Regions from separate parts of the Homo sapiens genome. Here region 1 is linked to region 2. Evidence: read pairs that join two places in POLR2A ChIA-PET (ENCODE). Cell type or tissue: endothelial cell of umbilical vein. All regions are shown on one strand. Each heading gives the region's core, and the rest is flanking DNA. Links, peaks and the distances in the headings are about the cores only.

Region 1 (15,456 bases), core at 6,948-9,447, 66 kb before region 2:
CCAGGTTCAGTTGGCTCAAGAACCCATATTCTTAACCATTGCAGTAAAAATTGTTATGCTGTTTTAATCTGTAGAGTCAGCATGTAGCAATAATAATATAATCATTAACATGTTACATTTTGCATATATTGAATGCTTTCTAAAGAAGTAGTTTATTATCAGACATATTCTTAGAATCATACCCATTTTATAGCAGGATTGACAGTGTTATAAAGAGATTACGTGATCAACATGGGGTGAGTCAACAGAACCAAGAAGTTTCTGATCCACAATTGCCTTCACTTGCTAGGTTCAAGTAAGGATCATATAGTGTTTACTTACATTTGCCTTAGATTTTTCAGTATAGCATGATGAAATTCTAAATGCTTATCTCAGACAGTGATGCTATCTGAGCAAGACATGGACAATTGGGCATTAGTGTGAATTTTAGGACACTAGAGCGTAGGTACAGGTTAGAAAACTTAATCCTCATCTTGTGGAAGTCATGGCAAAGCCAAAGAGGAAAAGCCTGTCTTAAATGCTTTTCCTTTTCCAAGGGGCAGCTAAGGTGCCCAGATATCTTTGCCCTCCAGGGATGCAGGTGTGCTGTTTTTTATTCTTTAATCATTCACATAAATTAAAGCCTATTCCTTTGCATTAAAAAAAATGTAAAATGACACTCTCCGTGTTTTATTGCCAGGCAAGAGCTTTGAACTTCTGTCTCATTGAAGTTTGATAAACTAAGGATTTTCCCGTGTTGGGTGGTACCCTTAACCACAGAGGGAGCATTAGACTGATAAGAGCTGCAGGTGAAGGAAACCACCAGGGCACGGCAATTAGGGAGAGCTTCGCACTTGGCTGTTGGCTGGTGTAAAACTCTCTGCAGGGAGGAACTTTTCTTCTTAGCTTCTTCCCTTCACCCACACGTAAAAAGAACACCAGGGCTTTCTATTTCTACTTTGCGAACTAGGAATGGATGGGATGGTTCTTTTCAAGAAACTTTCAAATTTAGGGACAAGTTCTAACTTCACACAAATGCTGATTGGTATGAAGGTGGGGGGACAGGACAGACAGACATACACACACATAAATTCACGTGGACCCAAATGGACCATATCTCTCAGGTGATTTTACTATCAACATACATTCCTGCCTTTGTGCACTGTGTAAAATAAAGATAATTTTTACTTCCATAACTGATTATAAAGTGTTAATGGTGAGGCAACGTGTTAAGAGAATGGGTTCTTGTATCAGGTAAACCTTGGTTCAAATCTTGGCTTCTCTTCCCACTAGCTGTGTAAATTAATTTTGTAAGTCTCAGTTCTCCCACTTGTAAAAATAGAAGTCTAAGAATAACTATTATAGGATTGTATTTGGAAGAAATAGAATAAAGCATGTGAAACAATTAGTACAGTACTATATCTGTCACATTGTTGTTTAATAAATTGTGCAAGTACTCAAAAATGGTAGCTGTTATTATTTGTAATATGAAACTAAATATCTGATTGGTAGATTAATGTTAAACATGCATGGTCCAATATATTTCTTTCTTTCCTTTTTTATATTTTTGGTATAAAGTCTATTTTCTTGAAAATTCCTGCTTTTTTTTTCTAGAAGGACAAAAGTACTTTGATTTTTACTGCTCTGAAAATATTTATCCCGTAAAAAGCTTTCACATTAACTTTGAGTCCCTGGAGCTAGGGAGGAGAAGCAGCAGGATTTGCTACTAAGTAGAGCTCTTTCATTTCTACCATCAAAAAGAAAAAAAAAAAAAATCCTGTGCTAGCCTTAGGTAGAGCTAAGTCATAAAAGGCCATATAGCCTAAGGAAGGACTCTTTTTATAAGATCAGGATAAACCGATAGAAGAAAGGAAGGAGAACACAGAGGTGAAAATGCAGCTGATTTTAATGTTTCCCTGGCCATTTTCCCTCCCAATTTAATATACACCTAATTATAATTATTATATTTTGAAAACAATACCAGAAATTGGCAGGTATTATCTCACAGCTTCACTCTTAGTTTTGGCCGTTTCTTAAAGAAACAGTTTTCTAGTTGGATGAACTGTTGAGTTGAGGCACTGATTTTGTTTTCACCTCTTTTTGGGTGGGGTTGGGGGTGGGCAGTCAGGGTTTGCAGTGGTTTATAGTTGTTAGTTTTGGGAAGCACTCATTTAGATAGAATGAGTCACAGAATGTAAACAGGTCATCCATCTGGACTTTAGGCTGCTGGGAACGTGGTGAAACCTTAGGTCACCGCGATCATTATGGTCAAATGAAGACTTTTGGGCTCAGGTTGGCAGGTAAACTTACTTGTTTTATGAGCTTCACTAGACTACCAGGACTTCAGAAATAGTTTTTTGAAATACCAATATTTATAAATTTTAGGTAATTCCATCATATTTTCCTGAGGAATGAAACTGTGAAAGAAGTAAATGTCTACTTTGGCAGCAACTTCATAGAATTGCTTTTTGGAAGGATATTCATCACTTTGGGGTTTTTTGTTCTCACTGCTCCAGATGAAAGTATTTTTCTGAATTTTTTATGGTAAATGTGGACACTGAATTGGAAGCTTCTATGTAAAGTTTGTCAGGAAACCTCTGTCATACCTAAGGATAAAATTCAGAGAAAGGGAAGAAGTATTTGAGTACCTGACATCTAAGAAGTTCTGGCCTATGTTGTTTACTGAGTAAACTCCCAATAATGCTTTGAGACAGGCTTTTAAGGAAACATGTTATCAATCACGTACTATGTACCAAACACATAGTGGTGTTTTACCTGTATTATCTTATTTATTTCTCATAACCCTATAATGTAAGTACCATTATTATCCCCATTTTACCATGAAGAATAGGCTTGAAGAATAATTTGTTTATGGTCACATAACTAGGAAGTGGCAGAGCTGAGAATGGAGCTCTCAACTCTCTGTAATCCAAAGCCCAGGTTCTTAACCAGTGATTCTTAAACTTAAGAGTACATAAGAAGCATCAGGAGTACTTGTTAAAAATTACTGGGCTGTAGTAAAAAATGTAAGGTCACTAAATCTGGGACAGTGCCAGACTATAAATCTGCGTTTTAAACGGCATCCCAGGGGATTCAGATCAAGAAATTGATTGACCATATTTTGAGAAACATAGTTAAATTATATTGCTTTTCACACTTGATAAAGAAGAAAACAGGTGTAGACTAAGTAACTATCCAAGATTAAGCTACCAAGACAGAGCCATGATTCAAACTCAGGTCTGTCTCACTCTAATACTCATACTTTTTATTATACGCCCATGATTAACTCACACATTTCCAAGTCACAACAAATGCAGAAAACATGACATCTAATAAACCAAGCCAGATAGATTTCATGGTCTTGTTATTTACCAAAGTTAATAACTTATATATACACCAGTACGAAAATTTTCATGGTCCTTAAACCTTTCCAGTGACTTTTTTTTTTTTTTTCTAATTTAAATTAACTGAGTTTTCTTTTTTTTCTGTTCTGAAATGAAGTCTGGCTCTGTCGCCCAGGCTGGAGTGCAATGGCATGATCTTGGCTCACTGCAACCTCCACCTCCCAGGTTCAAGCAATTCCCCTGCCGCAGCTTCCTGAGTAGCTGGGATTACTAGCTACTCAGGAAGTAGCCACTGCATCTGGCTAATTTTTGTATTATTGGTAGAGACAGGTTTTCACCATGTTGCCAAGCTGGTCTCGAACTCCTGACCTCAAGTGATCCACCCGCCTCAGCCTCCCAAAATGCTGGGATTACAGGCCTGAGCCACTGTGCCTGGCCAGAGTTTTCTTTACAATCATACCATCCATGCTTCAAGCATGGAATTACTAACTCCCTGGGATAAGTTTCTGATGCAGAAATGGAAAAGAATAGAAGGAGGTAGAAAGAAAAGAACTTCCAGGTGTATCTGCTGAATGGTGCTAAATCTCCTCTTCAACCCACCCTTGTGATTGAGATGAAGAATGAAGGGTTGATGCTAATACTAACAGCCAGTCAAATGGCAATTGGTCATGTTCACATCATCTCCCAATCTATCCTTTGAGACTATAGCTCAGTTAGGGTCAGCAAGTTTGCTTTGCCTATTCCAGTCCACTGATGAAGTGTCATCAGACAGAGCCAACACCTGGATTGCCTTACACATGACCTCCTACTAGGATTGGGATCATTCTTTTTAAAATCTTTCTCTCATTTTCTCTTTCTCTCTTGCTATTTGATTGCAGCTCAGCGACATGTCCTCACCTACATGGAGGATGCAGTGTGCCAGCTGCTAGAAAACAGGGAAGATATTAGCCAATATGGAATTGCCAGGTTCTTCACTGAATAGTAAGTACATGAATGTTGTACTAATACAGTGAACCCAGAGGAGGCGCTTGGAAGCAGGCAGGATACTTGAGGAACAGAGCAGGACAATGCTGATTAGGTAGTGGCAGTGAATGTTTAGTTTTGGTAGGTTGGTTGTGGGCCGCCCAAACATGTTTTGGAGCATGCCTTTGGTGCAGCTAGTTTGTCCAGTGATGTCTCATGAATAGTTTTGATTACAGTAGCTTAACAACTGCTTGTTTGATCTATTAGATCTATTTCTGTAGGTTTCTCTTTTAACTTTCTCCTTTATTCAAAATATTCACTTTGATTTCCTTTCGCTGATGTTCATCTAGCCTGTTTTTTTTCATGGCTGGCTTTTCTCATGGAATCTAGGCTAATGTTCCTCTGCAGTTTTCTTTCTACAGGATGCTGTGCCAATCACTTAATGATTTAAGTGTATTTCTAATCAGCAAAGTGAAGAGACAACCCACAGAATGGGAGAAAGTATTTGCAAACTACCCATCTGACAAGGGATTAATAACCAGAATATATAAGGAGCTCAAATATCTCTATAGGAAAACATCCAATAATCCCATCAAAAAATGGACAAAAGATGTGCATAGACACTTCTCAAAACAAGACATACAAATGGCAAACAGGCATAAGCAAAGGTGCTCAACATCATTGATCATCAGAGAAATGCAAATCAAAACTACAATGAGATAACATCTCACCCCAGTTACAATGGCTTGTATCCTAAAGACAGGCAATAACAAATGCTGGCGAGGATGTGGAGAAAGGGAACCCTTCTACACTGTTGATGGGGATGTAAATTAGTATAACCACTGTGGAGAACAGTTTGGAGGTTCCTCAAAAAACTAGGAATAGGGCTGCCATATGATCCAGCAATTCAACTGCTGGGTATATACCCAAAAGAAAGGAAATTAGTGTATCGAATAAATATCAGTACTCCTATGTTTGTTACAGCACTGTTTAGAGTACTAAGATTTGGAAGCAATCTAAGTGTCCATCAACAGATGAATGGGTAAAGAAAATGTGGTACATATACACAATGGAGTATTATTTGGCCCTAAGAAAGAATGAGATCCTGTCATTTGCAACAACATGAATGGAACTGAAGATCATTATGTTAAGTGAAATAAGCCAGGCACAGAAAGACAAACATTGGATGTTCTCACTTGTTTGTGGGATGTAAAAATCAAAACAATTAAACTCATGGACAAAGAGAATAGAAGGATGGTTACCAGAGATTGGGAAGGGTAGCAGGGGGCTGGGGGAAGAGGTGGGGATGGTTGATGGTTACAAAAAAGAAAAAAAAGAATGAAAAAGACCTGCTATTTGATAGCACAACAGGGTGACTCTAGTCAATGATAACTTAATTGTTCATTTTAAAATAACTCAAAGGGTACATTTAGATTGTTTGTAACACAAAGGAAAAATGCTTGATGGGGTGGATACCCTATTCTCCATGATATGATTAGTTAACATTGCATGTCTGTATCAAAACATATTATGTGCCCTAAAAATATATACACCTACTATGTACCCATGAAAATTAGAACTTAAAAAAATTTTTTAAAGGAATATTTCTAGAGGGAGGATATCTTTCATAGATTATATATTTGAAAGGTCATACCTAGGCCAGGCATGGTGGCTCAAACCCGTAATCCCAGCACTTTGGGAGGCTGAGGTGGGCAGATCATGAGGTCAGGAGTTGGAGACCAGCCTGACCAACATGTTGAAACCCCATCTCTACTAAAAATACAAAAATCAGCCAGGCATGGTGGCACGCACCTGTAATCCCAGCTACTAGGGAGGCTGAGGCAGGAGAATCGCTTGAACCCAGTAGGCAGAGGTGGCAGTGAGCCAAGATGGTGCCACTGCACTCCAGCCTGGCCAACAGAGAGAGACTCCGTCTCAAAAAAAAAAACAGGTCATACTTCTTTATAAAGTATACTTAGAATGTGTAAAAGTCAAAATGATTACTACCTTTTTTATTTTTCTGAGATAGAATTTTACTCTGTTGTTAAGGCTGGAGTACAGTGGCATCATCATGGCTCATTGTAGCCTTGAACTCCTGGGTTCAAGGAATCCTCCTGCCTCAGCCTCCCCAGTAGCTGGGACTACAGGTATGTACTATCATGCTCAGCTAAATTTAAAATTTATCTTTTGTAGAGACAGGGTTTCAGTATGTTGACCAGGCTGGTTTTGAACTGCAGGCCTCAAGTAATCCTCTCACCTTGGCCTCTCAAAGTGTTGGGATTGTAGGCATGAGCCACCATGCCCAACTGATTACCACTTTTTGAATATCACAGAACTGTTTTTAGGCTGAATGAGATAAACACTTTAAAAACACATTAATATTCTTTTTCTTCCAACTTTTATTTTAGATACAGGGAATACATGTGCAGGTTTGTTACATGGGTACATTGCACCCAGGTAGTGAGCATAGTACCCAATAGGTAGTTTTTGACCCATTACCCCTCTCCCTTCTCCCCTCTAGCAGTCCACAGTGTCTGTTGCTCCCATGTTCATGTCCATGAATGCTCAATGTTTAGCTCCCACTTATAAGTGAGAACATGTGGTATTTGGTTTTCTGTACCTACATTAATTCACTTAGGATTATGGCCTCTAGCTCCATCCATGTTGCTACAAAGGACATGATTTCATTCTTTTTTATGGCTGCATAGTACTCCATGGTATATATGTACCATATTTTCTTTATCCAGTTCACCTTGATGGGCACCTAGGTTGACTCCATGTCTTTGCTATTGTGAATAGTGCAGCAATGAATGTACGAGTGCATGGGGAGAATGATGTATTTTCCTTTGGCATACCCACTAATGAATGGGACTGCTGAGTCAAATTGTAGCTCTGTTTTAAGTTCTTTGAGAAATCTCCAAACTCATTTCCACAGTAGCTGAATTAATTTACATTCCCACCAACAGTGTATAAGCATCCTCTTTTCTCAGCAGCCTTGCCAGCATCTGTGTTTTTTCTTTTTTGACTTTTTAATAATAGTCATTCTGACTGGCATGAGATGGTATCTCACTGTGGTTTTGATTTGCATTTCTCTGATGATGAGTGATAATGAGCATTTTTTCATATGTTTCTTGGCCACTTATATATCTTCTTTTGAGAAAATGTCTGTTCATGTCCTTTGACCATTTTTAAATGGGGTTATTTCGTTTTTGCTTCTTAAGTTCCTTATAGATTCTGGATATTAGACCTTTGTTGGATGCATAGTTTGTGAATATTTTTTCCCATTCTGTAGGTTGTCTATTGATAGTTTCTTTTGCTGTGCAGAAGCTTTTTAGTTTAATTAGGTCCCACTTGTCAGTTTTTGTTTTTGTTGCAATTGCTTTTGGGGACTTGGCCAAGAATTATTTGCCAAGGCTGATGTTGAGAAGGATATTTCCTAGGTTTTCTTCTAGGATTTTTATAGTTTGAGATCTTACATTTAAATCTTTAATCTATCTTGAATTAATTTTTGTATATAGTGAAAGGTAAGGGTCCAGTTTCATTCTTCTGCATATGGCTAGCCAGTTATCCCAGCACCATTTATTAAACAGGGAGTCCTTTCCCCAGTGCTTGTTTTTGTCAGCCTTGTCAAAGATAAGATTGTTTTAAGTGTGTGCTTTATTTTTGAGTTTTCTGTACTTTCCATTGGTCTATGTTTCTGTTTTTGTACCGGTACCATGCAAAACGCAATCTTCATGAAAGGATGTGCTAGAGAAATACATATGCCATCACATATTTATATAATCGTTTGGATTCTCTTTCCTTTTCTTCTGGTTTTTGGGAACATTCTAAGAAAGGAAGAGTAATCCTTATAGGCTTCCATTTAAGTGAATCTTGAACTCAAGTTCATCTTTCTTGAACATAGTTTTTTTTTTTTTTTTTCCTTTCTGTTCTCCAGAGGCTCCTTGGAGATCAGACAGCTATTCAAATGGCCTCACCTTGGGTTTCTGTTAGGGGAATACTTGAGATTCCCTAGCTCTTTTGCTGAACTCTAAAGTTCTTTTCAATGAAATCTAGATTTTTTATGGATTGGCATTTAGGTTCGTTGGAAAAAGAAGCTTTCTGGGAGTAAAGTTGTTCCTTTCACCCAGTCTTCTAAAGGAGGATGAAGTAGAGAAAGGAATTTTATTTGTTCTCATGATGTGGGCTGGAGCAAATGAGGTGGGCAGGGAATAAAGACTGAGATTGAATAGCCTTGCTTGCTTTTACAGAACAGACAAGTGAACTGACAAGCCTACGGGTCAAGTTTCTATACCATTTAATCTGTACCAGCACTCTTGAGGCTCCTTGCCAAGTGAAATATGACTCTTCTGGGGGTAATGCTTCTTCCTGGCTTTTTTCATTTTACTCCCCTCCCCATCTCTGTTACAAGTCTTTTCCCTATTACACTGGTTGCTTGAAGGTAGGCATCATTTAAATTTTTTTTTGAGGCAGAGTCTCCCTCTGTTGCCCAGGCCGGAGTGCAGTGGTGCAATCTTGGCTCACTGCAACCTCCGTCTCCCGGGTTCAAGAGATTCTCCCGCCTCAGCCTCCCGAGTAGCTGGGATTACAGGCACCCGCCACCATACCTGGCTAATTTTTGTATTTTTACTAGAGACGGGGTTTCACCGTGTTAGCCAGGCTTGTCTTGAACTCCTGGCCTCAAGTGATCTGCCCGCCTTGGCATCCCAAAGTGTTGGGATTATAGGTGTGAGCCATTTGTGCCCGGCCTCATTTATTCTTCATCTTTGCATTCCTGGTACTTGGCATGATGCTTTGCATATAATAGATGTTAGCTAAATATTTATTGAATCAACAGCAGTATCTATATTTTAAGTTATTGAATACTATCTACTCTTCTAGATTTTGTTATAATAAGGACTACTTTCTTGTTTTTTCCTCCCTTTCTTTTTTTATTTTTTTTATTTATTATTATTTTTTATTATACTTTAAGTTCTAGGGTATATGTGCACAACATGGAGGTTTGTTACATATGTATACATGTGCCATGTTGGTGTGCTGCACCCATTAACTTGTCATTTACATTGGGTATATCTACTAATGCTATCCCTTCCCCCTCCCCCCACCCCAAGACAGGCCCCAGTGTGTGATGTTTCCCATCCTGTGTCCAAGTGTTTTCATTGTTCAATGCCCACCTATGAGTGAGAACATGCGGTGTTTGGTTTTCTCTCCTTGTGACAGTTTGCTCAGAGTGATGGTTTCCAGCTTCATCCATGTCCCTACAAAGGACATGATCTCATCCTTTTTTATGGCTGCATAGTATTCCATGGTGTATATGTGCCCATTTTCTTAACCCAGTCTATCATTGATGGACATTTGGGTTGGTTCCAAGTCTTTGCTATCGTGAATAGTGCCACAATAAACATACATGTGCATGTGTCTTTATAGCAGCATGATTTATAATCCTTTGGGTATATACCCAGTAATGGGATGGCTGGGTCAAATGGTATTTCTAGTTCTAGATCCTTGAGGAATCGCCACACTGTCTTCCATAATGGTTGAACTAGTTTACAGTCCCACCAACAGTGTAAAAATGTTCCTATTTCTCCACATCCTCTCCAGCACCTGTTGTTTCCTGACTTTTTAATGATCACCATTCTAACTGGTGTGAAATGGTATCTCATTGTGGTTTTGATTTGCGTTCTCTGATGGCCAGTGATGATGAGCATTTTTTCATGTGTCTGTTGGCTGCATAAATGTCTTCTTTTGAGAAGTATCTGTTCGTATCCTTTGCCCACTTTTTGATGGGGTTGTTTGATTTTTTCTTGTAAATTTGTTGAAGTTCTTTGTAGATTCTGGATAGTAGCCCTTTGTCAGATGGGTAGATTGCAGAAATTTTCTCCCATTCTGTAGGTTGCCTGTTCACTCTGATGGTAGTTTCTTTTGCAGTGCAGAAGCTCTTTAGTTTAATTATACCCCATTTCTCAGTTTTGGCTTTTGTTGCCATTGCTTTTGGTGTTTTAGACGTGAAGAAGTCCTTGCCCATGCCTGTCCTGAATGGTATTGCCTAGGTTTTCTTTTCTTTTCTTTTCTTTTTTTTTTTGCCTAGGTTTTCTTCTAGGGTTTTTATGGTTTTAGGTCTGACATTTAAGTCTTTAATTCATCTTGAATTAATTTTTGTATAAGGTGTAAGGAAGGGATCCAGTTTCAGCTTTCTACATATGGCTAGCCAGTTTTCCCAGAACCATTTATTAAATAGGGAATCCTTTCCCCATTTCTTGTTTTTGTCAGGTTTGTCAAAGATCAGATGGTTGTAGATGTGTGGTATTATTTCTGAGGGCTCTGTTCTGTTCCATTGGTCTATATCTCTGTTTTGGTACCAGTACCATGCTGTTTTGGTTACTGTAGCCTTGTAGTATAGTTTGAAGTCAGATAGCATGATGTCTCCAGCTTTGTTCTTTTGGCTTAGGATTGTCTTGGAAATGAGGGCTCTTTTTTGGTTCCATATGTACTTTAAAGTAGTTTTTTCCAGTTCTGTGAAGAAAGTCATTGGTAGCTTGATGGGGATGGCATTGAATCTATAAATTACCTTGGGCAGTATGGCCATTTTCACGATATTGATTCTTCCCATCCATGAGCATGGAATGTTCTTCCTTTTGTTTGTGTCCTCTTTTATTTCGTTGAGCAGTGGTTTGTAATTCTCCTTGAAGAGGTCCTTCACATCCCTTGTAAGTTGGATTCCTGGGTATTTTATTCTCTTTGAAGTAATTGTGAATGGGCGTTCACTCATGATTTTGCTCTCAGTTTGTCTGTTATTGGTGTATAGGAATGCTTGTGATTTTTGCACATTGATTTTGTATCCTGAGACTTTGCTGAAGTTGCTTATCAGCTTAAGGAGATTTTGGGCTGAGATGATGGGGTTTTCTAAATATATAATCATGTCATCTGCAAAGAGGGACAATTTGACTTCCTCTTTTCCTAATTGAATACCCTTTATTTCCTTCTCCTGCCTAATTGCCCTGGCCAGAACTTCCAACACTATGTTGAATAGGAGTGGTGAGAGAGGGCATCCCTGTCTTGTGCCAGTTTTCAAAGGGAATGCTTCCAGCTTTTGCCCATTCAGTATGATATTGGCTGTGGGATTGTCATAAATAGCTCATTATTTTGAGATACACCCCGTCAATACCTGATTTATTGAGAGTTTTTAGCAGGAAGGGCTGTTGAATTTTGTCAAAGGCCTTTTCTGCATCTGTTGAGATAATCATGTGGTTTTTGTCTTTGGTTCTGTTTATATGATGGATTACATTTATTGATTTGTGTATGTTGAACCAGTCTTGCATCCCAGGGATGAAGCCCACTTGATCATGGTGGATAAGCTTTTTGATGTACTGCTGGATTCGGTTTGCCAGTATTTTATTGAGGATTTTTGCATCGATGTTCATCAGGGATATTGGTCTAAAATTCTCTTTTTTTGTTATGTCTCTGCCAGGCTTTGGTATCAGGATGATGCTGGCCTCATAAAATGAGTTAGGGAGGATTCCCTCTTTTTCTATTGATTGGAATAGTTTCAGAAGGAATAGTACCAGCTCCTCTTTGTACCTCTGGTAGAATTCAGCTGTGAATCCATCTGGTCCTGGACTTTTTTTGGTTGGTAGGCTATTAATTATTGCCTTAATTTCAGAGCCTGTTATTGGTCTACTCAGGGATTCAACTTCTTCCTGGTTTAGTCTTGGGAGAGTGTATGTGTCCAGGAATTTATCCATTTCTTCTAGATTTTCTAGTTTATTTGCGTAGAGGTGTTTATAGCATTCTCTGATGGTAGTTTGTATTTCTGTGGGATCAGTGGTAATATCCCCTTTATCATTTTTTATTGCGTCTATTTGATTCTTCTCTCTTTTCTTCTTTATTAGTCTTGCTAGTGGTCTATCAATTTTGTTGATCTTTTCAAAAAACCAGCTCCTGGATTCATTGATTTTTTGAAAGTTTTTTTGTGTCTCTATCTCCTTCAGTTCTGCTCTGATCTTAGTTATTTCTTGCCTTCTGCTAGCTTTTGAATTTGTTTGCTCTTGCTTCTTTAGTTCTTTTAATTGTGATGTTAGGGTGTCAGTTTTAGATCTTTCCTGCTTTCCCTTGTGGGCATTTAGTGCTATCAATTTCCCTCTACACACTGCTTTAAATGTGTCCCAGAGATTCTGGTATGTTGTGTCTTTGTTCTCATTGGTTTCAAAGAACATCTTTATTTCTGCCTTCATTTCATTATGTACCCAGTAGTCATTCAGGAGCAAGTTGTTCAGTTTCCATGTAGTTGATTGGTTTTGAGAGAGTTTCTTCATGCTGAGTTCTAGTTTGATTGCACTGTGGTCTGAGAGACAGTTTGTTATAATTTCTGGTGTTTTACATTTGCTGAGGAGTGCTTTACTACCAACTATGTGGTCAATTTTGGAATAAGTGCGATGTGGTGCTGAGTAGAATGTATATTCTGTTGATATGGGGTGGAGAGTTCTGTAGATGTCTACTAGGTCTGCTTGGTGCAGAGCTGAGTTCAATTCCTGGATATCCTTGTTAACTTTCTGTCTCGTTGATCTGTCATATGTTGACAGTGGGGTGTTAAAGTCTCCCATTATTATTGTGTGGGAGTCTAAGTCTCTTTGTAGGTCTCTAAGGACTTGCTTTATGAATCTGGGTGCTCCTGTATTGGGTGCGTATATATTTAGGATAGTTAGCTCTTCTTGTTGAATTGATCCCTTTACCATTATGTAATGGCCTTCTTTGTCTCTTTTGATCTTTGTTGGTTTAAAGTCTGTTTAATCAAAGACTAGGATTGCAACCCCTGCTTTTTTTTGTTTTCCATTTGCATGGTAGATCTTCCTCCATCCCTTTATTTTGAGCCTATGTGTGTCTCTGCATGTGAGATGGGTCTCCTGAATATAGCACACTGATGGGTCTTGACTCTTTATCCAATTTGCCAGTCTGTGTCTTTTAACTGGAGCATTTAGCCCATTTACATTTAAGGTTAATATTGTTTTTTATTTTATTTTATTTTTTTTTTTGAGACGGAGTTTCGCTCTGTCGCCCAGGCTGGAGTGCAGTGGTGCAATCTCGACTCACTGCAAGCTCCGCCTCCCGGGTTCACGCCATTCTCCTGCCTCAGCCTCCCGTCTAGCTGGGACTACAGGCACGCGCCACCATGCCCGGCTAATTTTTGTATTTTTAGTAGAGACGGGGTTTCACCATGTTAGCCAGGATGGTCTCGATCTCCTGACCTCGTGATCCGCCCGTCTCGGTCTCCCAAAGTTAAGGTTAATATTGTTAATGTGTGAATTTGATCCTGTCATTATGATGTTAGCTGATTATTTTGCTCTTTAGTTGATGCAGTTTCTTCCTAGCATTGATGGTCTTTACAATTTGGCATGTTTTTGCAGTGGCTGGTACTGGTTTTTCCTTTCCACGTTTAGTGCTTCCTTCAGGGGCTCGCCTGGTGGTGATAAAATCTCTCAGCATTTGCTTGTCTGTAAAGGATTTTATTTCTCCTTCACTTATGAAGCTTAGTTTGACTGGGTATGAAATTCTGGGTTGAAAATTCTTTTCTTTAAGAATGTTGAATATTGGCCCCCACTCTCTTCTGGCTTGTAGAGTTTCTGCCAAGAGATCTGCTGTTAGTCTGATGGGCTTCCCTTTGCGGGTAACCCGACCTTTCCCTCTGGCTGTCCTTAACATTTTTTCCTTCATTTCAGCTTTGATGAATCTGACAATTTTGTGTCTTGGAGTTGCTCTTCTCGAGGAGTATCTTTGTGGTGTTCTCTGTATTTCCTGAATTTGAATGTTGGCTTTCCTCGCTAGGTTGGGGAAGTTCTCCTGGATAATATCCTGAAGAGTGTTTTCCAACTTGGTTCTGTTCTCCGCATTACTTTCAGGTACACCAATCAGATGTAGATTTGGTCTTTTCACATAGTCCCATATTTCTTGGAGGCTTTGTTCGTTTCTTTTTACTCTTTTTTCTCTAAACTTCTCTTCTTGCTTCATTTCATTCATTTGATCTTCAATCACTCTTACCCTTTTTTCCAGTTGATCAAATCGGCTACTGAAGCTTGTGTGTGTGTCACATAGTTCTTGTGCCATGGTTTTCAGCTCCATCAGGTCATTTAAGGTCTTTTCTACACTGGTTATTCTAGTTAGCCATTCGTCTAATCATTTTTCAAGGTTTTTAGCTTCTTTGCGATGGATTCGGACATCCTCCTTTAGCTCGGAGAAGTTTGTTATTACCTATCGTCTGAAGCCTTCTTCTCTCAACTCGTCAAAGTCGTTCTCCGTCCAGCTTTCCTCTGTTGCTGGCGAGGATCTGCGTTTCTTTGGAGAAAAGGCACTCTGATTTTTAGAATTTTCAGCTTTTCTGCTCTGGTTTCTCCCCATCTTTGTGGTTTTATCTACCTTTGGTCTTTGATGATGGTGACGTACAGATGGGGTTTTGGTGTGGATGCCCTTTCTGTTTGTTAGTTTTCCTTCTAACAGACAGGACCCTCAGCTGCAGGTCTGTTGGAGTTTGTTGGAGGTCCACTCCAGACCCTGTTTGCCTGGGTATCACCAGCGGAGGCTGCAGAACCGCAAATATTGCAGAGGAGCAAATGTAGTTGCCTGATCGTTCCTCTGGAAGCTTTGTCTCAGAGGGGCACCCAGCCGTATGAAGTGTCAGTCGGCCCCTACTGGGAGGTGCTTACCAGTTAGGCTACTCGGGGGTCAGGGACCCACTTGAGGAGGCAGTCTTTCCATTCTCAGATCTCAAACTCCGTGCTGGGAGATCCATTACCCTCTTCAAAGCTCCGTTGGAAATGCGGAAATCACCCGTCTTCTGCGTCGCTCACGCTGGGAGCTGTAGACTGGAGCTGTTCCTATTCGGCCATCTTGGAACCTCCCCTTTTCCTCCCTTTCTTGATTCTTTGTGGTAAAGCTCTATATTGTGCCATTTTAGAAGCTGTATACTGTGCGCCTTGCACTCCAAAAGTGAATTCCACTTGTTCTGTGTAGCCAATGCTGAGCTGTAGTGAACCAACAGTAAGGCTGACTGTAGGCAGCTTTTATCTACCAACACACTGTTGAAAAAAAATCGTAAGATTTTCTACAGTGCTGATAGAAATGTACTTGCCAAGCAGGCTGTTTCTTGTCCCCAGAAAGCTGAAATTTACATAATATACGA
Region 2 (15,456 bases), core at 4,276-6,775:
CTGGAACCTAAAGTTCACTCTGGTAGGGATGATTACTGGATAATTGCCTATTCTTCGGTGGAATTTCCACTTTTAGATTACACCAGGCTCTACAGCCTTTATTTCTTTGGCAGGAAAACCCAAAGGCAATGGAGTATATTTTTTTCCCTTCCCTGGCCCAGCTTAAACAATGACTCACTTGGGCCCTGGGGCTTTGCTTCATACTCTCATTTAGGGGCCACTTTATACCCTTGTTTCTATTTTCCTTTCTTGTTCTGTTTGGACCCTTTATATCCTTTGGCACATGGGATTTGTCTCTGGGGTTATTGTCAGAGAGATATATAAAACCACCCCAAACTGGAACAGCCACTCCAGTTATGTCCCCATAGCCATGTCATCCTTATGGCAGCTGGTATAGGCCAGGGAGAGTACAGAAATAATATCTTTTTTCTTTTTTTTTTTTTTTTTTGAGACTGAGTCTCACTCTGTTGATCAGGCTGGAGTGCAGTGGCATGATCTCGGCTCACTGCAACCTCCACCTCCCAGGTTCAAGTGATTCTCCTGCCTCAGCCTCCCGAGTAGCTGGAATGACTGGTGCACGCCACCATGCCCAGCTAATTTTTGTATTTTTAGTAGAGACAGGGTTTCACCATGTTGGCCAGGCTGGTCTCCAACTCCTGACCTCAAGTGATCCACCCGCCTTGGCCTCCCAAAGTGCTGGGATTACAGGCGTGACCCACTGCGCCCAGCCCAGAAATAATATCTTTAAGGAAACCTAATTCCAAATGCAGTAGAGGGAAAAGTATTCTCCAAAAAGAAAGATATGAGTGCCAGTGTCATCCAGTTAGAGGCTAAAAGGCTTTCCTCCATATGCGTTGCTCGAATGACTGATTCAGATGTCCTCTGTGTGTACCTGTGGAAGGTGGGAAGCACTCAGAGGAACTGGCCTCCAAGAGTTTTCGGAAAGGTATGGTTATATGAAGAGACTTCCCCATAGAAGGACTAGGTCTAATCTAGAGTTCAGAGTTTTGTTGGGGAGAAAAATTCCCCGTTTTTGGCAGTGGTTCTCTCTGGTCTCAATTTTTCATTCTGATTCCAGCCTTCTGGATTCCATCTAACAATGACTTCTTGACTTTTCTCTTTGCAGTTTTAACAGTGTATGCCAGGGAACACACATTCTCTTTCGAGAATTCAGCTTCGTCCAAGCCACCCCCCACAATAGGGTATCATTTTTACGGGCCTTCTGGAGATGCTTCCGAACTGTGGGCAAAAATGGCGGTAAGTCTTCCCAAATTCTTTTTCCTTCCTTCCTTCCTTCCTTCCTTTCTTCCTTCCTTCCTTCCTCTCTCTCTCTTTCTTTCTCTCTCTCTTTTCCTCTCTTTCTCTTTCAAACTTTTTCTTTTGTTCCTATAAATATTGTTTGAATGCATGCTATTCAAGGCATTTAGAATACCTCACTTTTGAGGAGTTGTCTGGTTTATGTCAAAGATATTACTATTACCACTACCATCACTAATGGTACCTATTAAGAGCCAAGTGTAGCTCTTTACATGTAGTAACTCATTTATCTTTACAAGGGCTCTCTGTGGTAGATACCATAATCCCCATTTTGTAACTAATGAAACTGAGGATCAGAGAGGTTAAGTAACTTGGCAAGGTTACATAGTAAATTCTGGGCCCAGATTTATACCCAGGCAGTCTGACTTCACAGCCCTTGCTCTTGGCAGATATTAAAATGCCATGCAGTAAATACAAGGAATAATGTGAATATGAAGAAAGAAACTCCTGAATGGGGGTGGGATGGGGATACTGTTGTTAGAGAAGGGAGAGAAAAGTGGAGTAGAGAAGGTTCTCCTTAGAACTGACTGTTTGATCTAAGCTGGGAAGGAAGAGTAGGAATCATTCACATGGATAAAGGAGAGAAGGGCATCCTAGGTAGAACATATGCTGAAGCACAAAAGAACCTAGAATACTTACATAACAGATCAGGATGTCTAGAGTTTGTGTGGAGTTTATGAAGGAGGTTAGGGGAGATGAGACTGTAAAGGAATAATGGAGCTGCTGAAAGATCATTTTTTAGCCATAAAAAAGAAATTGGGCCAGGCACAGTGGCTCAGCCTGTAATCCCAGCACTTTGGGATGCCAAGGCAGGTGGATCACTTGAGGTCAGGGGTTTGAAACCAGCCTGTCCAACATGGTGAAACCCCGTCTCTACTAAAAATACAAAAATTAGCCAGGTGTGGTGGCGCACTCCTATAATCCCAGCTATTCAGGAGGCTGAGGAACGAAAATCGTTTGAACCCTGGGGGACAGAGGTTGCCGTGAGCCGAGATCGTGCCACTGCTCTCCAGCCTGGACGACAGAGCAAGACTCTGCCTCAAAAAAAAAAAAAAAGAAAAAAGAAAAGAAAAGAAATTGGGGCTGGATGTGGTGGCTCACACCTGTAATCCCAGCATTTTGGGAGCCCAAGGTGGGAGGATCACTTGAGCCCAGGAGTTTGAGACCAACCTGGACAACATACTGAGACTTCGTCTCTACAAAAAAATAAACAAAATTAGCCAGGTGTGGTGGCACATACCTGTACTCACAGCTACTTGGGAGGCTGAGGTGGGAGGATCACTTGAGCTGAGGGAGGTTGAGGCTACAGTGAGTCATGATTATGCCACTGACTCTAGCCTAGGTGACAGCGAGATCCTGCTTCAAAAAAACAAACAAACAAACAAAAAAGTTAAATTTTATTCTCTGGGTATTATTTGAAGGCTTTTTTTTTTTTAAAGACCCTGTTGCAGCCGGGCACGGTGACTCATGCCTGTAATCTCAGCACTTTGGGAGGCCGAGGCGGGCAGATCACAAGGTCAGGAGATCGAGACCATCCTGGCTAACATGGTGAAACCCCATCTCTACTAAAAAATACAAAAAAATTAGCCGGGTGTGGTGGCGGGTGCCTGTAGTCCCAGCTACCCGGGAGGCTGAGGCAGGAGAATGGTGTGAACCCAGGAGGTGGAGCTTGCAGTGATCCAAGATCGCGCTACTGCACTCCAGCCTGGGTGACAGAGCAATACTCCGTCTCAAAAAAAAAAAAAAAAAAAAAAAGACCCTGTTGCCCAGGCTGGAGTGCAGTGGCATGATCATATGATCATAGTTCACTATAACCTTGAGCTTCCAGGCTCAAGTGATCTTCCTAACTCAGCCTCCCAACTAGCTAGGACTACAGGTACATGCCTACCATACCTAGCTAATTTTAAATTTTTTTGTAGAGACGGGGTTTTGCTGTGTGGCCCAGGCTGGTCTCAAACTCCTGGGCTCAAGGCCTCAGCCTCCCAAAGCACTGGGATTACAGATGTGAGCCACCATGCCCCATCTTATTTGAAGGCTTTTAGATAGGAGAGTGGTGTGGTGATATCTGAGCTCTAGAAAGATCATTCAAAAGGCAGTGTAGAAGATGGCCTAGACTAGAGACAAGGAACATAGAAGTCTGGTAGTAGTTGAGTGAGAGATTAGACCCAACACTAAGGCAGTATGGAGACAGAAGGGGCACTTTCAGAGATAGAATCCATAGGATTTGGTGATTGGATTTGGCATTAAGATGAGAGAGAAGACCGTGGTAATTTCCAAGTTTTTGGCTTGGGCCACTGGGTAAGAATATTTTTTAAAAGCCTTCAAGTAATAGCCACAGAATAAATTTCAATTTTTTTTTTTTTTTTTTTTTTTTTTTTTGGAGACAGGGTTTTACTCTGTCACCCAGGCAGGAATACAATGACACAATCTCAGCTCACTGCAGCCTCGACCTTCCAAGCTCAGGTGATCCTCCCACCTCAAGTAGCTGGGAATATATTTGTGCACTACCATGTGTGGCTAATTTTTCTATTTTTTATAGAGTTGGGGTTTCGCTATGTTATCCAGGCTGGTCTCAAACTCCTGGGCTCAAGCCACTCGTCCACCTCAGCCTCCCAAAGTGCTGGGGTTATAGGCGTGGGCTACCATGCCTGGTCTCCTACTTTCATATTATGTGTTTTCATAAATACCTTTAAGACAATTTCTTGCTTGCTTGCTTTTCTTTTTCTTTCTTCTTTCTTGCCTTCCTTCCTTCGTTCCTTCCTTCCTTCCCCTCCCTCCCTCCCCTCCCTTCCTTCCTTCCCCTCCCCTCCCCACTGAGGTTATAGTCAGTGAATAGGTAGTCTCCCTGCTTTTGAATTTATGAGATTCCCCACCATGCTCTAATCAATGCTACTGCTACGAAACTGTAACTTTTCTAAATAGCTACTAAATATATAGCTATTAAACTTTTATATGTAGTTACTAAATCTTTTCTAAAACTTTTCCACCCAATATCTTATTAGTTCCACTGCCCTAAGAAATAGGTAAAGTGGGTATTATTGTGCCCATTTTGTAAATAATGAAATTGTGTAACTTGCAGAAAGATTTCATGGTGAATTAGTAGCAAAGCTAGAAATTGAACCCAGATTTACTAATATGCTGATGTGCTATTTCTACTATTTTTACTTCAATCATTGCCTCTTTGACATATAACTCTGGAGATCATGCATCTCCATTACAGTATTATGAAAGAAGTACTTAGTGTACTGAGGATCGTATCATTTCCCTTACAGAATAAATGCACTAATAGGCAAAAACCAATGTGGACTCAATTTTAAGTTAAGTAATTCAGAAAAACTATTCCATTGGTCTCTATGTAAACAAAACTGGGAACTGTGAGTATATAGGTAAAGCTCGTGCTATGTTATCAGAGGTTATCTTTCCCAGTCCCTCACTCAGTCAGCAAATATTTGTTTTAGACCACCTAGTACAGTCGTCTCTCAGTCTATGCAGGGATTGGTTCCAGGACCCCTGTTTATACCAAAATCCACGCATAATCAAGGCCTACATTAGTCCTGTGGAACTCTCATATGTGAAAAGTCAATCTTCCGTATACAGGGCTTCATATCCCTAGAATAGTGTATTTTCGATCCATATTTGGTTGAAAAAAATCCACCTAAAAGTGTGGACCTGCACAGCTGAAACCTGTGTTGTTCAAGGGTCAGCTGCATGTTGAAGAATATGGCTAGAGCTAGTTTCTGTGATAGAACATATGGAGATAACTATGGAAAACAGTCTTCAGATAGCCTTAACTTTTTTCCTGATATAGAAGTGGGGCCTCTTCAAGAATGTATTTACTATCACGAGGGATTCATATAGCATTTGGACTCTTAGCAGATGTGGGTTTCTTTATCTTTCTAATAGCAGCTGCCAGTGACTCATCCAGCTGCTAAGAATAAGCAGCTCCAAATTCCCCCAGTTTCTCCTTGTGCCATAAACAAGACCTAGATTTTATGCTGGCTGTTTATTGTTATCCTTCTTAATCAGACAGCCTCAGATTTCTTAGACTAAATGCAACATCTGTGTCTAGGTGTTCCTAAAATAATTGGTTAAGTAGCTTTAATGTATTCTCAGCTTTTTCTAGGAAACTCCAGAACATCTTTCTAAACCAGAATGTGTCAATCTCCAATTTTAATCCGGAATTAGTGAAAACTCTTGGCGGCAAGGTTCTAAAGGAAAGGATTTATTAAGCCCCATTTTATCAATTATAATGCCAGGTACCTACCTACTCAGTGGAACTCCTACTGCATTATTCTTCTGCAGATAACTTCCTTAGAATGTCATGTGCATACTTTAGCATTATCAAGTGGAAAGTAACTCTTCTGGGAGGTAGCAAAACAAGAGCATAACATATCTAAAAATGAAGCCACCTGTAGAACTCTAAGGACCTGGTCCCTTTTGACAAAAAATATTTTATTCCAGTTTTTAGCAAGTACAGGATATGATATCTTTTCTGCATGACTGAGTACTGATGCTAATTATCTTGTCCAAATTTTAGATAATCTCATGAAGACTGTAACAAACCTCTTGGTATCTAAGCAACTTTAGACTCTTGGAAGCAAAAGTTATATTAGAATTTTAAAAGCCTTTAAAATTACACTTCTCACTTTGCTAATTTTTTCTGTATAGGAATATTAATCTGAATTTTCTAAGTCTGGCAAAGATTGATATTCTCTTAATGTAAATCTTTACTTCTGTTTAGGGATATCGGCTCAAAAGTGCCTTCTCCAAGTTTATTTTCAATTAGAATTTAATTTTCAATATATACATATATACACATACATACATATATATATTTCATTTGATAAAATAATGATAGGTACTTCCTCTTCTATCTGTGAAGAAGTATCTACTAAGGGAATTGCCCTCTTGCCACTAACAATGAGAAAATCAGCATATCTGAAACAACAGTTTTCAGACATTGGGCAATAGGCAGTGGGGGCTGTGGATTCTGAGAGCCAGTTTCCAAGCAACAGTATAGGGAGAGAGATTGTCAAAGAGCTTAGCAGTGTTATTGAGTTGAGGAGGCAGAGACTGGGGTTTAGGGAGGCTGGAGCAGCCAGTATTTACAGGTCAGAATCCAAGAGAGGAAGAAGTTGTTCAGTGAGCTCCAGAATCTTTGGCTACAAATTCTGCATATGTGTGGGCTGGAAAAAGAACCACCAGAAAACAGTGGGCCAAACAATTTCTGGAGTATACAAGGGGCTAAGGATAATTCAAACTTCTACCAGCCATAGGGAAGAGACCTCAAAACACACCGGGCACTGGGTAGAGTTCTCAACAGTTTAAAAGCAAAAAGGATTAAATCGATCCGCAAGTAATTTAATGCTATATAAGAACAAAATTCAATAATCTTTAAAGGAATTTAACAAAATCCAGCATTCAGCAATGCAAAATTCACAAAGTCTGACATCCAATTCAAAATTACCAGACAGGCCAGGCATGGTGGCTCATGCCTACAATCCCAGGACTTTGGGAGGCCAAGGCAAGTGGATCACTTGAGCCCAGGAGTTCATGACCAGCTTGGGCAACAGAGCAAAACCCTGTCTCTACAAAAAATTTAAAAAATTAGCCAGGTGTGACACCTGTGGTCCCAGCTACTCTAATGGCTGAGGCGGGAGGATTGCTTGAGCCTGGAAAGTTGAGGCTGCAGTGAGCTGTGATCGCACCACTGCACTCAAGCCTGGGCAATAGAGTAAGACCCTGTCTCAAAAACAAAACAAAACAAAATAAAATTACCAGACATTAAAAGAAGCAGGAAAATACAGCCCATAACCAGGAGAAAAATTAATCAATAGAAACACAGATCCAGAAATGACAGAGATGATGGAATTAACTAACAAGGACCTTAAAATAGTTATTTTAAATCATATAAATATGCTTAAGTATGTAAAGAAAACATGAATATGATTAGGAGATTAGTGGAAGATATTAAAAAGATCCAAATGGAATTTCTAGACATGAAAAATACAATATAGTGAAAATGATAATAATAGCAATTAACATTTATTAAGTGCTTCTATGTAGATTATCTCATTTTTCTTCACAACAACCCTATGTGTTAGGTAGATGCTATTATTTCCTTTGCATAGAAAATGAAACAGATTTAGAATGTTAAATAACTTGCTGTAGGTCACACACCCAGTCAATGAAAAAGCCAATGCCAGGAGAAGCCATGAAGTCTGACTCCAGGCTGTATTATTGCTTCAGCGTGTTATGCATCAACACTGCATGACAGGCTGGAAATACAAATGAGTAAGTGACAATACTTGCCCTCAAGGAGCTCTTATTCTAGGAGAAGAAACAGTAGCATAGGAACCAACCCAAATGCCCATCAATGATAGACTGGATAAAGAAAATATGGAACATATACACCACAGAATACTATGCAGCCATAAAAAGGAACGAGATCGTGTCCTTTGCAGGGACATGGATGAAGCTGGAAGCCATCATCCTCAGCAAACTAACACAGGAACAGAAAACCAAACACTGCATGTTCTCACTCATAAGTGGGAGTTGAACAATGAGAACACGATGGACACAGGGAGGAGAACATCACACACCAGGTCCTGTTGGGGGGCTGGGGGGTGAAGGAAGGGAAGTTAGAGGGCAGGTCAATAGTTGCAGCAAACCACCATGGTACACGTATACCTATGTAACAAGCCTGCACATTCTGTACATCTATCCCGTTTTTTTTAGAAGAAATAAAATAAACTAGATTCTTAATTCAACCCCACCCCCTCTCTGCCAAAAAAAACCTGAGTGGTGTAGAAATAGTCTCCATAGAGTACAGGTGATTTTTAGAGCCACACATAAGATTCCATAATAGCACAAGGGAGAAAATAGTCAATTCTATAGAAGCGGGTGAAGGCTATAAAGGTGCAAAGACAGTTGGGATGGATCTTGGAGCAGTAGAAAGCTGTTAAGCAAATAAGGAATACGTTCTAAAAACAGGGAACACGATTTCTGAAAGTATGATAACATGAAACAACATGGTTCCTTTGGAAAGTGGTAAGAAGTCATTGTGGCCAGTATTTAACACATAATAAGGAAACACTACCACAGTCAATAGGAGATAATGCGGAATGCTTTTATGTGCCATACACTGAGCAAAATGTTTACATGTATTCATTCATTTAATCCACACAATAAACATATGAGTTGATATGATTACTATCCTGTTTTATATGTTAAGACACAGAGTCCGCTGGGCGCGGTGACTCATGCCTGTAATCCCAGCACTTTGAGAGCCCGAGGCAGGTGGATCCTTGAGGTCAGAAGTTTGCGACCAGCCTGGCCAACATGGTGAAATCCCTTCTTTACTAAAAATACAAAAATTAGCTGGGTGTGGTGGTGCATGCCTGTAGTCCCAGCTACTCAGGAGGCTAAAGCAGGAGAATTGCTTGAGTCTGGGAGGTGGAGGTTGCAGTGAGCCAAGATCATGCCACTGCACTCCAGCCTAGGCAACAGAGCGAGACTCTGTCTCGAAAAAAAAAAAAAAGAAAAGAAAAAGAATCGAAACTGAGAGTCAGAGGATTAAGTAACTCACACAAGGCCACAGCGCTTATAAGTAGCACAGCTCATATTCCAACCTACGTCTTCACAAAGTTCACATTTTCACATTCTTTCTCTTTTCTTTTCTTTTTTTTTTTTTTTTTTTTGTTTGAGACTGAGTCTCACTCTGTTGCCCACTCACTGCAACCTCTGCCTCCCGGGCCCAAGCAATCCTCCCACCTCAGCCTCCCTAGTAGCTGGGAATACAAGCACATACCACCACACCCAGCTAATTTTTGTATTTTTTGTAGAGATGGGGTTTCACCATGTTGCCTAGGCTGGTCTCAAACTCCTGGGCTCAAGCAGTCCACCCGCCTCAGCCTCCCAAAGTGCTGATTACAGGTGTGAGCCACCACTCTCAAGCCCACAAAGTCCACATTCTTAACAACTCTGCTGTGCCTGCTACCCCAGGTTATGAAGGGCTTTGTGTGCACTAAAAAGCATAAGAATGATACAATGGACTTTGGGGACCCGGGGAAAGGATGGGTTGGGGGTGAGGGATAAAGGACTACAAATTGGGTTCATTGTTACTGCTTGGGTAATGGGTGCAACAAAATCTCACAAATCGCCACTAAAGAACCTACTCATGTAAACCAGATACCACTGGTTCCCCCAAAACCCTATGAAAATAAAAAATTTCTCCTGAAGTTAGTAGAATCTTCTCCATTTGTGTGGTATTTTCACATGTAACACAGACAAAAGCATGGAAAATGTAAGGCAGGTAAAAGTGAAAGCATAGACCCGTTAGGAGACTACTACAATATAACAGAAATGACCATGAAAATGAAGAGCTATTTAAGAAGTTGGTTTGACAGGATTTGCTGATTCATTGTGTGAGGGATGTGGCAGAGAAAGAGTCAAGAATGAATGCCAGAATGTAAAGTATGGCCAGTTTTATCCCTCTCTTGCTTTTTTCCTTTCCTTTTTTTTCTTTCATCTTTTATGTTTCACTCTGAATTCACAGTGGTTTTGTGTTCATATTTATTCATTCGACAAACATTTATGTATCAGTTCTTGGTGATAAAGCAGTGACTGGGACAGACAGAAATTTTTATTCTTGTCAACTTTGCTGTATGATCAGAAAATTGACAAAAATCCCTGCTTTTATAGAGCTTACATTCTAGGAATCAGGGAATTGCAGTGGGTCTATCTGAGTATGTGATAAAAATCTGTTAGTTTTTCTAAAATATCTATTGTTTATGGTGGACAAAGTGATGTCAAGGGAAAATGCAGACACTTTAGGCTGAAATGAAGATGTTGGTCTGACTTCTTTTTGTAATTGCCTTGAACTTCACTTGATTTTGCTTGTCACTAATCCTTATCTTCACCAGTAAAAATCATTCAGTGAGGATTAATAGCGCTTTACTACAGGAGTGGGTGGCTGTCTTTGAATTATTAAAGAGCAATTGTTGCTTCTGTAATGTTTTAAACAAACAAGAACTGTTCCATGTGGTCTCTTCAGTGATGTGGGCCCCACCAGCCAATTATCTTCACCTGCTCCAGCCAGTGCATCTCCTCTTCTCATTTTCTCCCAGAAACCAGATGTAGACAATCAACAAGAATTTCAGTGCCTGTTTCCTAGCTCCCGTTTTGTTTATTTCTCCTGAGTTCCTAATTTTCCCTTTGTTTTTCATGTTTATTTCCTTCTTCAAAATCTTTTCTCCAGGGAGAAAATTGACAATTGATGGCCCCTCAAATCATTCACCTCTGTACCTCCAATAACTTTAATCTTTCCCCCTATTTAATGTTCTCTTTTTTTTCAATGTTGGTTATTTGGGGCTCTTACGCAAGCATTCCTGGAATGCTTTTGTCACTATCTTCTCTCCCACCTGAAGCTCCTCAACCCTCCATACATAATACCTGTAGGTTTTAGTTTTAAAGGTCAGGTCCTTAAAGAAGCCTTCTCTGTGACTCCCTTCCTTATCTGAATTGGGTCCTTCCATTATAATTTTTCAGATTATCCTCTGATTTTTATCATATCATTTATTACAGTTTCTGACTCAGTATTTACTTGAATGACTTTTAATGTCCATCTCCCTTATTAAAATTATAAACTTTATGAGTACAGGAACCTTGTTTGTTTTGCCAGTAATTATATCCCTAGCACCTAATACAGGTGAATGATTTTTTTGTTATATAATATGAAGGCTTACCTTTTCCCAGTAATGATACAGAAGATAGATTATTGAATGGATTATATTATCATTCATTTTATCAGAGGATAGGTTAGTTTTTAAAATCTGCTTTACACTAACTTTTCTATATTGTATAGGAACTTCTGATTTAAATTAATAATAGCTACCCCTTATTGAGCAAATGCTATATGCCAGGTACTAAAGTTCATGTTTAAAGTGTTCCACTAAAAACCAGCCTAATCAAAGCTATACTATACTAAATAACACCTAATTAAAATAATATTCAGTATTCCAAAATAAGGATTTGAAAGATTTAGATCATGATCTGTAATCAAACTTTAAACACTGGTGAATAGTACATCCGTTCCTTCTTTTGTATTCTGGGTTTTTGCCTTCACTCCATGAAAGGTATCACAAACTAGTAGTCGGCTAACTACACATGCCTTGGCCTACAGATGTGTCTTCTTTGACTTTCAGTGTTAAAAATACTTAGATTCAATTAGATGCCAATGTTTCACATAAAAGTCTCAATTTCAGTTTCACTTGAAGAATGGAAAATCCTCCCAGCACCATGCCCACATTCCTGCAGGGAGACAGTTCACCAGGGCAGAGATGCAGCTGCTCCCTTTAGACAGGGCATGTGGTCTCAGATTTACCACCAACCCAAGCTGCCCTGCTTCACCTGCTGACATTCCCTGCGCGTCTGTAGGCATTGGAGTTTGCTACCATTGCTAGAGCTTCTTGGTCCATTTATAATCACTAAAAGGTAAAGTTTCACTCTTAATTCAGTCAGGAGCTTTTTCCTCAACTATTAATAGATTCTCTTTCTCTTTTCTCCTTGATATCTCCATGATATCACATAAAATTTTAGAATTAGAAGGGACCTTAGAAATTATTTCATCTTGAAACTAGGTCTTAAATATATATATATGGTTTTTCTTATTATTGTGGTAAAATATATAACAAAATTTACCATTTACCACTTTTTAATTTGAGAAATCTTTTTTATGGCAATAAAACCTATATAACAAAACTTACCACTTTAACCATTTTTAAGTGTACAGTTCCGTGGCATTAAGTACATTCACAGTGTTGTGCAACCATTATTACCCTCCATCTCCAAAACTCTTTATCTTGCAAAACCGAAACTCAGTAGCCATTAAACAATGACTCCCATTTCTCTCCTCCTCCAGTCCCTAGAAACCACCATTCTACTTTCTGTATCTATGTATTTGACTATTCTAGATACATCAGATAAGTGTGTACAATATCTGTCCTTTTGTGTCTCACTTATGTAACTTAGCATGATGTTTTCAAAGTGCATCCATGTTGTAATATGTATCTGAATTTCATTCCTTTTTATGGCTGAATAATATTCCATTGTGTGTATATACCACATTTTGTTTATTCATTCACCTGTTGATGGCCACTTGGGTTGTTTCTACATTTTCGCTGTTGTAAGTAATGCTGCTATGAATGTAAGTGTACAAATATCTTTCTAGTCCCTGCTTTCCATTACTTTGGGCACATAACTAGAAGTGGGATTACTGTACCATACAGTAATTTTATGTTTAATTTTTTGAGGAACTGCTGTAAAGTTTTCTACAGCAGGTGTATCATTTTACATTCTCACCAGCAATGCATAAGGGTTCCAGTTTCTCCACATCCCCAATAATGCTTGTTGCTATTTTCTATTTTTCTGATAATAGCCATCCTAAAGAATGTGAAGTGGTATCTCATGGTTTTGATTTGCATTTCCTTAATGACAAATGATGTTGAGTGTCTTTTAATATGCTTATTAGCCATTTTATATCTTCTCTAGAGGAGTATCTATTCAAGCCCTTTGCCCTTTTTGAATCAGGCTGTTTTGTCGTTGAGTTGTAGGAGTTCTTCATGTATTCTGGATATTCATTCCTTATCAGGTATATGATTTGCAAATTTTTTTTCTGTTCTGTAGGTCATCTTTTCACTTTTTTTTTATCATATCCTCTGATGTACAAAAGTTCTTAATTTCAATGAAGTCCAATTTATCTGTTTTTCTTTTGTCCTCTGTGTTTTTGGTGTTATATCTAGGAAATCATTTACAAATCCAGTGTCATGGAGATTTCCCCTATGTTTTCTTCTAAGAAATTTCTAGTTTTAGCTCATAAATTTAGGTATTTGATCAATTTTGAGTTAATTTTTATGTAAGGTATTAGGTAAGGGTCCAACTTCATTCTTTTGCACGTGCATATTCAGTTTTCCCAACACCATTTATTGAAAAGACTGTCCTTTCTCCCCTTGAATGGTACCCTTTGCACCCTTGTCAAAAGTCAAATGACCATATATATGAGGATTTTTGTTTCTGGGATTTACATTCTCTTTTGTTGGTTTGCCTGTCCTTATGATTACTGTGGCTTTGTAATAAGTTGGGGTTTTTTTGTTTTGTTTGTTTGTTTGTTTGGTTTGTTTGTTTTGAGATAGAGTCTCACTCTGTTGCCCAGGCTGGAGTGCAGTGGCACGATCTCAGCTCACCGCAACCTCCACCTCCTGGGTTCAAGCGATTCTCCTGCTTCAGCCTCCTGTGTAGCTGGGATTACAGGCACATGCTACCACACCCGCTAATTTTTGTATTTTTAGTAGAGACGGGGTTTCATCATTTTGGTCAGGCTAGTCTTGAACTCCTGACCTTGTGATCCACCTGCTTCGGCCTCCCAAAGTGCTGGGATGATAGGCTTCAGCCACCACACCCAGCCTTGTAATAAGTTTTAAAATCAAGAAATGTGAGTCATCCAACTTTGTTCTTCTTCAAGGTTGTTTTGGGTATTCTTGGTCCTTTTAAAGATATTTTATGAATGGTTTTTTCTATTAAAAAATACCATTGGAATACCATTGGAATTTTGATAGGATTGCAGTGAATCTATAGATCACTTTCGGTGGTAGTATCACCTTGACAATATTAAGTCATTTAATCTATGAACATAGGATGTGTTTCCATTTATTTAGGTCATCTTCAGTTTCTTTCAGCAATTTTTTTTTTAAGAGAAAGTGTCTTGCTCTGTTGCCCTGGCTGGAGTGCAGTGGCACAATCATAGCTAATTGTAGCCTTGAACTCCTGGGCTCAAGCAATCCTCCCACCTCTGCCATCAAGCCCAGCTAATTTTTTATTTCTTTTAGAGATGAGGTCTCACTCTGTTGCCCAGACTGGTCTCAAACTCCTGGCCTCAAGCAATCTTCCTGCCTCTGCCTTCCAAAGCAGAGGGGTTGCAGGCATGAGCTACCACGCCCAGCCTCTTTCAGCGATGTTTTGTAGTTTTCAAGTATACAAGTCTGTCACCTCCTTGGTTAAATTTATTCCTAAGTATTTTATTCTTTTCATGCTATTGTAAATGGAATTGTTTTTCTTAGTTTCCTTTTCATATTTTTCATTGTTAATTTATAAAAATATAATTGATTATTATTATTATTATTTTTTTGAGACAAAGTCTCACTCTGTCGCCCAGGCTAGAGTGTAGTGGCGTGATCTCGGTTCACTGCAACCTCCGCCACCCGGGTTCGAGCAATTCACCTGCTTCAGCCTCCCAAATAGCTGAGATTACAGGGACATGCCACCACCCCAGCATGTAATTGATTTTTGTATCTTGATTTTGTATGCTGCATCTTTGCTGAATTCATTTATTAGGTCTAACAGTTGTGTGTGTGTGTGTGTGTGTGTGTAAAATCTTTAGGGCTTTCTGCATATAAGATCATATCATCTGTGAACAGAGGTTATTTTATTTCTTTCTTTCTAATTTGGATGCCTTGTGGGTTTTTTTTTTTTTTTTTTTTTTTTGTTTGTTTGTTTTTTCCTTAATTGCTCTGGCTAGAACTTCCTGTACTATGATGAATAGAAGTAGTGAAAGCAGGCATCTTTGTCTTTTTCCTGATCTTAGGGGAAAAGTTTTTCAGTACAGCAGGTCCTCAAATAACATAATTGCATTATAACATTGATGAGGAAAAAAAAAATTGATTCCCAGCTGGGGCCACTGTGTGAAATTTGCACATTCTCCCCATGTCTGCATGGATTTTCTCTGGGTACTCCAGTTTTCTACCACAGATGTATGTGTTGGGTTCATTGGTGTGACTAAATGGTCCCAGTGTGAGTGAATGTTGGTGTGTGTGTGTGCTCCCCGAGATGGAATGAGATGTCCTGTACAGGGCTATCCACCTTGTGTCCCAGGCTTCCAGGATAGGCTCTGGCCACCTGCAACCCTAAGCTAGAATAAGCAGGTTGGAAAATGAATGAATACAAATTATTATTGAATACAAATTATTATCAAATACAAATTTATAAAGTAGATGATAATCATACAACTGCACAACAATAAGCGATGAGGTATGAAAGCGTTCAGCTAGCCCACCATATTTGTGATTGTTTTTTAATTCATGGTCG

Evidence for each region. ChIA-PET counts read pairs that join two places held together with the same protein. Peaks named below come from ENCODE experiments on the same cell type or tissue, not always from the same donor. Only the 100,000 strongest peaks of a DNase experiment are listed, where the experiment ranks them.
Region 1: POLR2A ChIA-PET joins it to region 2 with 7 read pairs; 7 of 35 experiments call an interaction of 5 or more read pairs at or near these places.

What each region holds. Positions count from the first base shown.
Region 1 is chr11:46,983,007-46,998,462 of GRCh38, forward strand. CSTPP1 (centriolar satellite-associated tubulin polyglutamylase complex regulator 1) reads left to right here. Exons shown (of 9, transcript NM_024113.5): 2 at 4,202-4,304. Among named protein-coding and RNA genes, the nearest start is that of CSTPP1, 54 kb to the left of the region's middle. In endothelial cell of umbilical vein, for the core only: no CTCF peak of the experiment used is centred there; no DNase peak of the experiment used is centred there.
Region 2 is chr11:47,051,262-47,066,717 of GRCh38, forward strand. It overlaps CSTPP1 (centriolar satellite-associated tubulin polyglutamylase complex regulator 1), which reads left to right. Exons shown (of 9, transcript NM_024113.5): 3 at 1,127-1,257. Among named protein-coding and RNA genes, the nearest start is that of ARFGAP2, 120 kb to the right of the region's middle. RefSeq lists an enhancer at 5,994-6,543. In endothelial cell of umbilical vein, for the core only: no CTCF peak of the experiment used is centred there; a DNase peak (open chromatin) is centred at 5,230.